Regions from separate parts of the Homo sapiens genome. Here region 1 is linked to region 2. The links are chromatin contacts, found by Hi-C or POLR2A ChIA-PET in ENCODE. All regions are on one chromosome and are shown on one strand. The core of a region is the stretch at or near the end of the contact, and the rest is flanking DNA. Distances in the headings are between cores, read along the strand shown.

Evidence for each region. A loop is a pair of places that touch in the nucleus more often than their neighbours do. ChIA-PET counts read pairs that join two places held with the same protein, here RNA polymerase II (POLR2A). Pooled maps may share reads with other maps.
Region 1: a map of PC-9 shows a loop between it and region 2 (6-fold over the local background). The contact joins two enhancer-like sites. A Hi-C loop is called at or near these places in 1 of 168 maps with a recorded cell type or tissue (PC-9) and 1 of 50 pooled maps. POLR2A ChIA-PET finds 5 or more read pairs at or near these places in 15 of 52 experiments (A673, BJ, CD4-positive, alpha-beta T cell and 11 more).

What each region holds. Positions count from the first base shown.
Region 1 is chr18:46,195,562-46,202,397 of GRCh38, reverse strand. The region is part of intron 1 of ARK2N (arkadia (RNF111) N-terminal like PKA signaling regulator 2N); the gene reads right to left. Among named protein-coding and RNA genes, the nearest start is that of ARK2N, 25 kb to the right of the region's middle. Within about 2 kb of position 2,742, at least 4 of the 41 ENCODE cell types and tissues checked have a DNase peak (open chromatin) inside an H3K27ac peak, as active enhancers do; they include PC-9, where a contact is called at or near this core.
Region 2 is chr18:46,148,168-46,155,422 of GRCh38, reverse strand. No RefSeq gene overlaps it. Among named protein-coding and RNA genes, the nearest start is that of ARK2N, 22 kb to the left of the region's middle. Within about 2 kb of position 2,807, at least 8 of the 41 ENCODE cell types and tissues checked have a DNase peak (open chromatin) inside an H3K27ac peak, as active enhancers do; they include PC-9, where a contact is called at or near this core.

The DNA of each region.
Region 1 (6,836 bases), core at 1,493-3,992, 47 kb before region 2:
ATAAATGCCTTTCCTATGTTGAATGCCTTTTCTATGCTACAAGTACATGGGTGCTAGTAGGACACTTTTCAGCTAGTGTGCATGCTACCCAAAAAGGGCAATCAGATCCTGAGGAAATTGCAACATTTTTAATATTTTGTGAACTATCAACAAAGTAAGAGAAACTCAAAGTGTACCTCCCAACAGACACAACAGTGAGCTAAAAATTGGACATAAAACAACCTAGAAATACTAGAGTTGTCCTGGGAGCAAATACCATACTAGTTTGAGAACAGAAGATTAAGCTTTAGGCCAGGGCAAAGTTAAGAAAACTAGATCTAGGCCAGGCATGGTGGCTCATGCCTGTAATCCCAGCACTTTGGGAGGCTGAGGAAGGTGGACCACCTGAGGTCAGGAGTTCGAGACCATCTCGGCCAACATGGCGAAACCCCATCTCTACCAAAAATACAAAAATTAGCCAGGCGTAATGGCGCCCGCCTGTAATCCCAGCTACTCAGGAGGCTGAAGGAGGAGAATCGCTTGAACCCAGGAGGCAGAGGTTGCAGTGAGCCGAGATCACTCCACTGCACTCCAGCCTGGGTAACAGAGTGAGACTCGGTCTTAAAAAAAAAAAAAAAAGAAAAGAAAAGAAAAGAAAACTAGATCTGATATTCCTGCCATGAGTTGGGACTCTCACAGTAGCTTATACCGCTAGTGAAAGGGAGATCTAGGGGAAAAAAAACACCTGCCAACAGAGGGCTTACCAAGAAACTTGTAGGTCAATGCTGGGAGATCAGAACTCAGAAAATTTGATACTACTTCCTTATTATTACTTGGATCTAGAATTCAAATTTACACTGTCCATGTGGTCAAGAAACCCTGAAAAAGCAAAGAAATCCGCAATGAAGGAAAGCATCGTCACCCTAGGATCTCAGAATCTCCACCACATAAATTTAACCAAATAGAGTTTATAGGACAAAAAAAAGTCCAAAATGGACAAAAAAACAAGTCTACTTCACAGAGTCTGTTGAAACTACAAATACATATTCAAACCCGCAAGGAATCATCCTACACATATTTTTTTGAAAGCCTATATGAAAAGTATTTCAAAATTAAAAAACAAAACAAAACCAAGGTCAGGCATAGTAGATCACGTTTGCAATCCTAGCACTTTGGGAGGCCAAGGTAAGGAAGGATCTCTTGAGCTCAAGAGTTCAAGACCAGCTTGGGCAATATAAGGAGATCCTATATCTACAAAAAAATATTTTGAAAATTAGCAGGACATGGTGGCATGCACCTGTGGTCCCAGCTATTCGGGAGGCTGAGGTAGGAGGATCACTTGAACCAGGAGGTTGAGGATGCAGTGAGCTGTGATCATACTACTGCACTCCAGCCTGGGTGACAGAGCAAGACCCTGTCTCAAAAAAAAAAAAAAAAAAGAAAAAAGAAAATGATGTAATCAAAATCGTAGTAGTGCCCTACTAGCACCCATGTATTTGTAGCACAGAAAAGGCATTCAACACAGAAAAGGCATTTATTTGTGTGTAGTTAGCATGAGCTAGGCACTTTAGTTAAGGATGAAATAAGATATTCTCAAATAACTGCTGCATTAGTGTCACTGTCTCAAAAAAAAAATGATGTAATCAAAATGAGCAGGGACAATGACAACAAATGCTAAAAAACATCCAGAGTTCCAATGCAATGCTTTGCAGCTGTAGAAATGAATAAGAAGCCACTTCATGGATACTGCTACCTACAGCCAGACTTCAGCTGCCCTACCTGTGCCAAAGCCCAACCATAAAAACCCCATCCTGGCCAGGTGCGGTGGCTCACATCTGTAATCTCAGCACTTTGGGAGGCTGAGGCGGGCGGATCATGAGGTCAGGAGTTTGAGCCCAGCCTGGCCAACATAGTGAAACCCCATTTCTACTAAAAACACAAAAATTAGCTGGGCGTGGTGGCACGTGCCTGTAATCCCAGCTACTGAGGAGGCTGAGGCAGGAGAATCGCTTGAACCCGGAAGGCAGAGGTTGCAGTGAGCCAAGATTGCGCCACTGCGCTCCAGCCTGGGTGACAGAGCAAGACTCTGTCTTAAAAAAAAACAAACGAACAAACAAAAAAACTGTAACCTGTGACATCTGACATCTTGTCCCTGGCAAATCCTGAACTCAGTATAAATGACTCCCAGTTTCCATAAACTGATAAAATTGATTGATTAGATAGATAGCAAATGTGGTCTTTCGGAAAAATGAATAATTCAGGTTTGGTCAGAGAAACAGAACCACCAGGTCTTAAAAATACACCCTCTGCCCCCAGCACGCGCGCGCACACACACACACACACACACACACAATAAAGAATTTTCTGTAAGGCTATCTGCATCTGATGCTGGCGCTTAAAATCCACAGGGCCGCAGGTGAGACAGAAAGATGGATGTGGCAGAGAACAAGTAGGAGAGAGCAAGAAACAACGAGCTAGAAATCACACACACAAGCTTAAGTCCACAGGACAAACTGAACTCTGTATTAGTTCTTGTTGCCTCTAACCTTGATGGTATAGATGTCCTATAGAACCAAACCTCTTTGTCAAACAGCTAAACATATACCTGGCCCAGGAGTCAGCAGAGCTGAAGAAGATTGGGAAGGAGATCTAGGGGAGAGTTAAACAGTTGCAGTCCCATAAGCTGCTTCACTACAAAGAAGTGAGGTGACTCAACAGATAAGCAACAATGTATGTAAACAACAAAATGGCCACTCTCCAAATCTCCTACAGTAATCTCTCTTGTGCCCAACCTTACAAGAAAGACACAGGAAAGTGTAATCACAGCATTTTGGGAGGCTGAGGCGGGTGGATCACTTGAGGTCAGGAGTTCAAGACCAGCCTGGCCAACATGGTGAAACCCCACCTCTACTAAAAAAAAAAAAAAAAAAAAAAAATGAGCTGGGTGTGGTGGCACACACTTGTAGTTCCAGCTACTCAGGAGACTGAGGCAGGAAGAATCGCTTGAAGCCAGGAGACAGAGGTTGCACTGAGCCGAGATCACTCCACTGCACTCCAGCCTGGGCAACAGCGAGAGATTCCATCTCAAAAAAATAAAATAAAATAATTTTTAAAAATTAAAAAGAAAGATACAGGAAAGGAGTTTCTAGGAAATGTAGTTCAGCCTGAAATAACATATAAGCCCACCATGGAAAGGTAAAAGATGGCATGAATACTGTGAAAGTTAAGATAGAGGTGCAAAACAAGCAAGAAGGTCTTAAATATTGACTGAGGGCAAGTTTCAAATTTAATTTTGTTTTATCTCATTTACTCCCAGACTGCTTTAAAATCCATAATCTTTGCGTGCTCATTTGCTGTAATTCTATGGGTTCCATATTTCCCATCTCATCTTCCAATTCTAGCTGGACTATAGATGTAGGTTTATGATTATCATGACAAAACTAAGCTACAAAAGGACTATGAATGAGGAACTCTTTTCTATATTAGAAATGATCTCCAGGGTCCATTTTTAAGAAGGAAAAAGGCTGGGCACAGTGGCTCACATCCGTAATCCCAGCACTTTGGGAGGCCGAGGCAGGTGGATCACAAGGTCAGGAGTTCGAGACCAACCTGGCCAACATAGTGAAACCCCATCTCTACTTAAAATACAAAAATTAGCCAGGTGTGATGGTGCACGCCTGTAGTCCCAGCTACTTGGGAGGCTGAGGCAGGAGAATCACTTGAACCCGGGAGGTGGAGGTTGCAGTGAGCCGAGATGCACCACTGCACTCCAGCCTGGACAACAGACCAAAACTCCATCTCAAAAAAGAAAAAAGACAAGTGGGTACAATATGGTATTTGTATAAAACATGAGGGAAGAAAATCTACCTACATTTGCGTATTTTAAAAATCTATAAGGAAACAAGAAATTAGTAATTCTTACTTGTGAAAAGTAGGAAGGTGAAAGGTAGAGAATCAAAATGGGAGAATGAACTTTTTATAATATTGTCTCATAGTTCTTCGTTTTATGGACCAATGTAAAAATCTTTCAAAACTGCATTACAATGTAACTATTAAAAATTAAATTTAAAAAAGAGTCAAGCTTCTTTTTTTTTTTTTTTTTTTTTTTGGAGATGGAGTCTGGTTCAGTCATCCATACTGGAGTGCAGTGGGGGCGATCTCGGCTCACTGCAACCTCCACCTCCCGGGTTCAAGTGATTCTGTGATTCTCGTGCCTCAGCTTCCCAGGTAGCTGGGACTACAGGCGCCACCACCATACCCGGCTAACTTTTGTATTTTTAGTAGAGACAGTGTTTCACCATGTTGGTGAGGCCGGTTTTGAACTCCCGACCTCAAGTGATCCAGCCACCTCAGCCTCCCACAGTGCTGGGATTATAGGCGTGAGCCACCACACCTGGCCCACAATTTTCAAAAATGGAAATATCGTAGGAAAAACTGGGCAGGTTAAGTAACAGATTACACACAGCTAAAAAGAAAACTAGCAAACTAAAAGACAGATTTGAAGAAAATACCCATAACGGCATACAAAAAATATGAGATGGAAAATATAAAAGAGGTGAAAGTACATCATGCAGAATCATAAGTCCTAATCAAGGAACTACCAACACACGTCCTCCTGGATTTCAGAAATGCTATTTATATCAGTGACTCCAGTGTACTTCTTGCTTTCCCCTTTTTGAAAAGAGAGTCTACAGATGTTATCCAACGACTAACTGGCTATTATATGTTGGGTATATATACAGGAGCAGGTAAGTTCTCTCTGTGGTTCACAGGTCTTCAGATCAAATGAAACTGTATTCATCAAGGAACTACATTCAAGGAACCTCACCAGAGAAGCTTCAGCCGTACTTGGACTTAATTAAATGCTGTAAAGAGAGAAGACTTTGGCTAGGCGTGGTGGCTCACGCCTGTAATCCCAGCACTTTGGGAGGCCAAGGTGGGTGGATCCCTTAAGGTCAGGAGTTCGAGACAAACCTGGCCAACACGGTGAAACCCCGTTTCTACTAAAAATACAAAAATTAGCTGGCGTAGTGGTGGGCACCTGTAATCCCAGCTACTAGGGAGGCTAAGGCAGGACAATCGCTTGAACCTGGGAGGCAGAGGTTGCAGTGAGCCATGATTGCACCACTGCACTCCAGACTCCAGACTCTGTCTCAAAAAAAAAAGAAAGGGACACGACTTTTGGGCAATCTTGGGAGTTAAGTATATCTGGCATGTGGAAAAATGTAAATAACTCATGGCCACAAAACACAAGCTAAAATCTTTTTTTATCTGTTCACAAATTCTTTAATGTTCCTCCCTTCAAAAGGGTGACCTTAATTCTCCTCCCTCGAATGCAGGCTGGACTTGATGGCTTGCTTCTAATAATAGAAGACGGCAGAAGTAATGTTCTATGATTTCCAAGATGAGGTTATAAAGAAGACAGTTACCACCTGACATGCTTTGCTCTCTTTCTTCTCACTTCTCTCTCTAGGATTGCTCCCTTTGGGAGACACCAGCCACCATTCCATGAGGGCACTCTTGGAGAGGTTCAAATGGAAAGAATCTGAGGTTTCCACTAAAAGCCAATACTATCTTGCCAGCCATGTGAGTGAGTCACCTTGCAAATGGATCCTCCAGCCCATCAGGTCTACAAATAACTGAAGCCTCAAGCTGACAACCTGACTGTAATCTCATAAAGTCATAATTGACCAACTAGTTAGTTGCTCCTAAATATCTGACTCTCAGATGCTGAAATGATAACGTTTATTGCTAATATCACCCCACTAAATTTTGGGACAATTTTTATGCAACAATAGGTACAAAAATACAAGTGGTATTATCTTACAAATGCAAAATAGGCTTAACATTTACAACTCGGCCAGGCAAGGTGGTTCACACCTGTAATCCCAGCACTTTGGGAGGCCGAGGCGGGTGGATCACGAGGTCAGGAGATCAAGACCATCCTGGCTAACATGGTGAAACCCTGTCTCTACTAAAAATGCAAAAAATTAGCAGGGCGTGGTGGCAGGCGCCTGTAGTCCCAGCTACTCGGGAGGCTGAGGCAGGAGAATGGAATGAACCCGGCAGGCAGAGCTTGCAGTGAGCCGAGATCACGCCACTGCACTCTATCCTGGGCGACAGAGCGAGACTCCGTCTTGGCCGGGCACGGTGGCTCACGCCTGTAATCCCAGCACTTTGGGAGGCCGAGGCGGGTGGATCACCTGAGGTCCGGAGTTCAAGACCAGCCTGACCAACATGGAGAAACCCCATCTCTACTAAAAATACAAAATTAGCTGGGCGTGGTGGCGCATGCCTGTAATCCCAGCTACTCCGGAGGCTGAGGCAGGAGAATCGCTTGAACCCGGGAGGCAGAGGTTGCTGTGAGCCGAGATCGCACCACTGCACTCCAGCCTGGGCAGCAAAAGTGAAACTCTGTCTCAAAAAAAAAAAAGAAAAAGAAAAAGTAAACACAGACTAGACAGTAAATTATTTTATATTATTATTGTTAATTGTTGCAGATGACAATGGTATAATGGTTGGGTTTCTTCAAAAGTTTATCTGGACCAGGCACAGTGGCTCATGCCTATAATACCAGCATTTTAAGAGGCTGAAGCAGGTAGATCACTTGAGGTCAGGAGTTCGAGACCAGCTTGGCCAACATGGCGAAGCTCTGTCTCTACTAAAAATACAAAAATCAGCCAGGTGTGGTGGCACACACTTGTAATCCCAGCTACTTTGGAGGCTAAGGAGGAGGACTGCTTGAACTCAGGAGGCGGAGGCTGCAGTGAGTCCAGATCGTGCCACTGCACTCCAGCCTGGGTGACAGAGCAAGACTCCCCCTCAAAAAAAAAAAAAAAAAAAAAAAAAAAAAAAAA
Region 2 (7,255 bases), core at 1,558-4,057:
GTTCGAGACCAACCTGGCCAACATTGCAAAACCCCATCCGTACTAAAAATACTAAAAATTAGCTGGGCATGGTGGCGGGCACCTGTAATCCCAGATACTCGGGAGGCTGAAGTGGGAGAATCGCTTGAATCTGGGAGGTGGAGGCTGCAGTGAGCCCAGATCATATAGCTGCACTCCAGTGTGGATGACGGAGTGAGACCCTGTCTCGAAAAAAGAAAAAAAGAACAAAATCCCAAGGAAGACTTATAACGTGGACTGTGATTTTTTTTTTTTCTCTTGCTAGGGTTGGGGCCTGTGTAATAAATAACCCTTTCTCTTTCTCTCCTCAAGTTTGGAAGCAACTAAAAAATAAGATGCAGGAAACAGGCGAACACTTAAATGTCAACTTTATGGCAGATCAAAGCTGGATTGGGGGACACGGTGCAAATGAGCAGCCTCCATGAACTTCCTATCCCATTCCTGTCACAGCAAATGTAGACAGACTATTCAACCAGTCACAGGAGCGCTGCCCTGTCTGAGCAGCCCAGAATCTACTCTCAGGCAAGTCCTAAAGAGAATACCTGGTGAGGCTTCCCACCTCAACTTCTCCCTTGAAATCTTCACACCAGAAGGTGATCTGGTTTCATGCTCTACCTCCCACCATGGTCTTGAAATATAAAGGAGGGCAGCTGACATGAGATCCATGGGGATTAATATTTCCTGGTGACATTTCAGGTAAAATATTGGGTGGAGAAAATATTACCGGATGGGAACCATTCTTCTTGCCGGGAGAGTCAGGCCAGAGAGACTCCAGGAATGTGGCTCCAATAGAGACCCCTCCACAGGGAAGCAAGAAGTAGGGGATGGAGTTTCCATTTCACAACCCATATCCACCCTGTGGGCACTCGCATTGTTATTGCTTTCTGAAATAAAGAACTACCTCACATCTGCGTAGAAATCAAACTTTTCAGAGTACTTTCACATCCATAAAACAAGAACATAGATACAAAGTAGAAGAGTTTTCTAAAATCATCTAAGCCTATTTCTCCTTTTACAGATGATAAAATTCAGGCTAAGAGCATTAAGAGACCAGGCAAGGTGGATCACCTGAGGTCAGGAACTCGAGACCAGCCTGGCCAACATGGTGATGGATGCCGGTAGTCCCAGCTACTTGGGAGGCTGAGGCAGGAGAATTGCTTGAAACTGGGAGGCAGAGGTTGCAGTAAGCCGAGATCGTGCCACTGCACTCCAGCCTGGGCAACAAGAGCGAAACTCAGTCTCAAAAAGACAGAGACCAGCCAAGGGCTACACAATTAGTGGTCACCTGTCTCTCAGCATGACCAAAAGTCACAAGTTCCTTTGGCTTTAGATCCCCAACACAAAACCTTCCTCCATCTTTGAATTCTCTTCTCTGCAGCAGCTATCCTGAAAATCAACACAACTGTTGGAAAAGAGGGAATGGAAGGAAAAGAGCTCCTGGGAGTGGCTAACTGCTCTGGGTGGACTCACGACGCTTAGCCTATAAAATCTATTTGTCTATATTTGCATTGCCGGTATTCAGCAGAGGGGCTGATAGAGTGCTACGTAAGGTCTCCATTCTGACGAACCGAATGAATGCTTGCATGAATAGATGAATGGCTGAAGAGCCAGAAAACCGGAGATAGGAAACATTTTTTCGGAAATGGGTGAAGAAGGATTCTTTAAACAGCAGAGCAGTAAACTTGGCATTGCTCAGAGGCCTGTGTTGGGCTTGTGCTCCGGCTGGCGCCTCTCCCCATTCTCCAAGCATCTTTAAAGGTCATCTTGGGTTTTTTCCTCTCCTCTCCTTCATCCCTGTATCAAATTTGTTTCCAAGTTCTCTCATATCTCCTTCTTTTCCATCTCTGTTGCTACATCCTGGCCTAGGTGCTTATCACTTTGTGCTGGCCTGGACTCATATGTTGGGGCAGGGCTGAGCACAGAGGCCTGGGAGGCAGTTAGGAGGCTATCTCCCTGCATCAGGCTGCAGCTGACACCTGCTTTTGTCTCCCCTCTCCCTCCACTGCCTGTGGCCTCCTCCTTATCGGCTACCCTCATGTGCACCTTCAGCCTCCTCCCAGCCAGCTCTCAGCTCTCACCAGGCCAGGCACTTCCCACACTTTCAGGCTCGCTCCACCCCCTCACCCGTGCCCTCCCCTCCCCCAGCCCCTTCCTCAGGTTTCAATTAACTAGCTGCCCATAGATTGCAGCAAATTTATTCTCCCTGAAATAGAAGTGACCCATAACAAGGCTTAATGAGATCATCCCCCAAGGAATTTAATAAGGGACAATCCCTTTAGCCAGTCAGATGAGCGTGTCAGCTGTGTGTGAGGGAGTATTGGGGGAGGGAAGGCAGACAGTGGGTGCCCCACCTCTGGGGTGTGTTGGTGGTCCGGGCCCCTGGGGCAGGCGGCAGCGGGTGTGGGAAGCAGAGAGACCTGGCAGACCGGCTGGGTGGGACAGCACAGAAGCACAAGCTCACCTACTTCAGAAGTGTGCCAAGAGCTAGCAGGAAACCTGATGCCCTCCCTGACTCAGCTTCCCAGGAGCTCCCCAGGGCAGTCCTAGAGGTCACAAGCCCAAGAGTTTTAGGTATCATGGGAGGAAGATTGCAGAGTGGACCCTTTGCCCCCCAGTAAATTAACAGAGGTGGGGATGGATGCCCAGCATGGTTGCACGTCCCTTACAGAGCAGGGGAAAGAGGACATTTGTTTTTCCTGCTCTTGAAAGCTGATCGCCTCTGCAGCCAGGCGTGGTGCCAGTTGTGGTCAGCGTCTAGCCTGCTGGCAGATGGGTCATCAAGGACTCAGGGTGAGTCCTCAGCTGTCTGCATTTTGCAGCAGCCACCTCAACGACACACCTCCTTGGCACCCACAGCCCCCCACATGAGAGCACTAGCCTGCTCACCCATTAGAGAACGATTCTTCCTTCTCACAACGGTGCAGCACTCAGCATCTGCCCATACAGAGTCTCCAAAAGCTAGAGCCTGAGAGGCTCCTAGGTGTGACCCGGTTCAACCATTTCCCTAATTTACAGATGCACAACTGGGACCCAGGGAGGTTAAGAGACTTCCCTAATGTACTGGCTTTCTGTGTTGCCCACAAATCATCTAAAAATGATTGTCATATAGCAGATTAAAATAGCACATACTTAGCGTCATTTCTATGGGTCAGGAACCTGAGCTCAGCTTAGCTGCCTCCTCTGCTCCATGGTTTCCCCAGGCTGAAATCAAGGTGTCAGCTGGGGCTGGAGTCTCATCAGAGGCTCAAGCAGGGAAAGACCTGCTTCCAGGCTCCCTCAGGCTGTTGGCAGAATCCATCTTCTTGCAGCTGTAGGACCGAAGTACCCATTTTCTTGCTGGTGGTCAGCCGAATGTTCTCGCAACTAAATGCTGCCCCCTCTTCCTTGCCAAGTGGCTCTTTCCATAGGTCTTCTCATAGCAGGTCAGTTTCTTCAAAGCCAATAACTGAGAGAGAGTCTCTAACCTCAGGGAGGGGCCAGTCCTTAAAAGCCTTTTAAGGCTTTTAACTGATTGAGTCAGGCTCACCCAGATGATCTCCCTTTTGATGAAATGAAATCAACAGATTTGAGACCCTAATTACATCTTCAAAATTTCTTTACCTTTGCCATATTCTGTTTGTGAGAATCAAGTCACACAAAATTTGAATGTGTCCCACCCACATTCCAAGGGAGGGGATTATATCCCAGCTACTTGGGAGACTGAGGCAGGAGGATTGCTTGAACCTGGGAGGTGGAGGTTGCAGTGAGCTGAGATTGCACCACTGCACTCCAGCCTGGGCGACAGAGCAAGACTCTGTCTTGAAAAATAAATAAATAGGCCAGGTGTGGTGGCTCACGCTTGTAATTCCAGCACTTTGGGAGGCCGAGGTGGGTGGATCACGAGGTCAGGAGTTCGAGACCAGCCTGGTCAACACAGTGAAACCCTGTCTCTACTAAAAATACAAAAATTAGCTGGGCGTGGTGGTGCACACCTGTAATCCCAGCTACTCGGGAGGCTGAGGCAGGAGAATTGCTTGAACTCGGGAGGTGGAGGTGGCAGTGAGCTGAAATCACACCACTGCACTCCAGCCTGGGCGACATGGCTAGGCTCCACCTCAAAAATAAATAAATAAATAAATAACATGAAAAGTAGCAGATGGGAAATTTTAGGGCCATTCTAGGGTCTGTCTACCACATCTAATGTCACACAGCTAGGTAACAGCAGAAACAACATCTAGAACCTAGGTTTCTTATAGAAACAGGTCCCTGGGGCCAGTTACATTTCAGAATTCAGAATGTTCCAGATTTCAGATAGGTAATCAGGTGCTTATACCATAAACATAATACCCCCAAGCAGCGCCTGGAGGAACACCCAGGAGTCACACGCCTTAGAGTTCTGCAGTAGACCAAAATGGGGGTTCAGGTGAGGTTCTGCTGCCAAATGAATTCAGGTCAGATCAGGTTTTGTCAAATGAATTATGAAAAACCTTTGGGTTTTAGAGCTTTGGGGGCTTTGGAAATTCCAGTAAGGGATTGTGAGCCCATAATTGACACTCATTGAGTTCTGACCATATGCCAGATTTGGGCTAAGGATGTGCATTCTCACAGCCCTGTGGGAGAAGCAGGTTTTTGAGATTTTTTATTTTATTTTATTTTTGAGATGGAGTCTTGCTCTGTAACCCAGGCTGGAGTGCAATGGCACAATCTTGGCTCACTGCAACCTCTGCCTCAAGGGTTCAAGCGATTCTCTTGCCTCAGCCTCCTGAGTAGCTGGGACTACAGGCTTGCACCACGCTCAGCTAATTTTTGTATTTTTAGTAGAGACGGGGTTTCACCATATTAGTCAGGCTGGTCTTGAACTCTTGACCTCGTGATCTGCCTGCCTTGGCCTCCCAAAGTGCTGGGATTACAGGTGTGAGCCACCGAGCCCGGCCATTTTTGCGATTTTTAAACCATTTTCCTTCCTATATATCCTTCCCTTCACTTATTCTCATTCAAGTCAGAATAAGGCTCTGCATTCATTGATGTGGAGGTGGGAGGAGGCTGGGTAGAGCCTGAAAATCTCTCTTGCTTAATTTTGACAAAGCTGCTCAAGCCTCAGACTGGGGAGGAAATGTAGGCCTTTGATAAAACACTTCTGATAAGCAAAATAAATACATAAATAAGTAAAAAACACAAAACAAACACAAACACCAAAGACTGGAAATAGATCCCACACACCAGGCTAGGTAGAGGAAGGAGAAGGGCTGGGGGCTTCTGGCAGCATTCCCAAGCCGGCAACACTCCCTGAAGGCTGCATGCTGTGTCTAAACAACTGGCATCCTGGGTGCCTCTCAGTGTGCTTCCCTGGGAATGGAGGGAAGGGGCATCCTGGCTAGACACTGCTTGGCTCAGGATTGTCTTTCATTTGCTTTCTCATTATGTTGTGTAAGTGAGTCTTCTCTTTGCACCAGAGCAAGTCTATTTCTCTCTAGCCCAAGTACAGAACTTGTTGTTGAATAGATATTGCTCAATAAATGCTCATTTAGGGCCGGGTGCTGTGAGAGGTCAAGGAGGGTGGATCGCTTGAGCCCAGGAATTTGAGACCAGCCTGGGGAACATGACGAAACCCCATTTCTGCAAAAAATACAAAAAGTAGCCGGGCATGGTGGCAATAACCTATAATCCCAGCTACTCAGGAGGCTGAGGTGGGAGGATCTCTTGAGCCTGGGCTGCAGTGAGCCATGATCACACACTCTAGCCTGGATAAAAGAGTGAGACCTTGTCTCATAAAATAAAAAACAAAATAAAATAAAATAAGCTCATTGAGGGACTCTCTTCAGTGAGTACTGTGGGTCCCTGGCCCCTCCCTCTAGGACTTCCTGTGTAGTTTACATGCTCTGAAATATTTGCTTTGGTTAGGAGACCCTCTGTTTGTGTGTTTTTTGTTTTGTTTTTGTTTGTTTGTTTTTTTGAGATGGAGTCTCGCTCTGTTGCCCAGGCTGGAGTGCAGTGGCGCTATCTTGGCTCACTGCAAGCTCCGCGTCACAGGTTCAAGCAATTCTCCCTGCCTCAGCCTCCCGAATAGCTAGGATTACAGGCATCCACCACCACGCCTGGCTACTTTTTGTATATTTAGTAGAGACAGGGTTTCACCATGTTGGCCAGGCTGGTCTCGAACTCCTGACCTCAGGTGATCCACCCACCTTGGTCTCCCAAAGTGCTGGGATTCCGGGCGTGAGTGGCACCCAACCCTCTGATCTATTTCATCAAGGCTTCTGTCAGATTTCATGTATCATCCTCCCCTCAAGGGACCAGAGCCTCATGCTAAATGAGTGCAATCCCCAGGCCTAAAGTAGGAGAGTGGTTTGAGTGCTAGGCTTGTCCTTTTGGGAGCGAATCTTACCATGTGATTTGACTTTGGCCCCAGAATCCCAGGGATAGCCTTTGAAGGACTGGTTTTGTCCTTTTCCCCTTCACTTTGAAAGTATCTTAAAGATATGACTGCCCTCTGGTGGCTAAAATTATATATGTCAACGGCCCCCTGCCCTTCAAACATGATCCTAACAAGTGATTGAATGTCCTAGGAAGGAGTGAGCTGCAGGGTTAGGTTATGGGGTTTGTTTGGGATTGGGGTGAGAGAGTAGGCCATAACACTTCTCTCTGTGTTTACTGGCATAAATACCAGACTTCGGGTAGTTAACAGGATCTGGGTCATTTTGGGTGTAAAGTTCTTGAGGGCAGGGAACTACTTCAGTTTGGCTCAATGTTTTATCTAGTGCCTAGCAGAGCGCCGGGCACACAATACCTGCTCAAAAATGTTTATTGAATGAATAAACTGCTCCCTCAAAGGGAGCAACCACAACCTCGTTCATTATTACCTCACTTTGCTGCCTTTTCATAGATGATACAAAGGCATTTGAAAAAATTCACTACCTATTAAAAAAAACCAAAAAACAAAGCCAGGTGCAGTGGTTCACACCTGTGAGCCTAGAACTTTGGGAAGCCAAGGTGGGCAGATCACTTGAGCCCAGGAGTTCAAGACCTGCCTGGGAAACATAATGAGACTTCGTCTCTACAAAAGATAAAAGCAAAATTAGCTGGGCATGGTGGTGCATGCCTGTGGTCCCAGCTACTCAGGAGTCTGAGCCAAGAAGATCACTTGAGCTCTGGGGGTCGAGGCTGAAGTGAGCAGTGATGGTGCCACTGCACTCCAGCCTGGGTAACAGAGTGAGACCCTGTCTCAAAAAAAAAAAAGCCAGCCTCCCTGGGTCCTGGG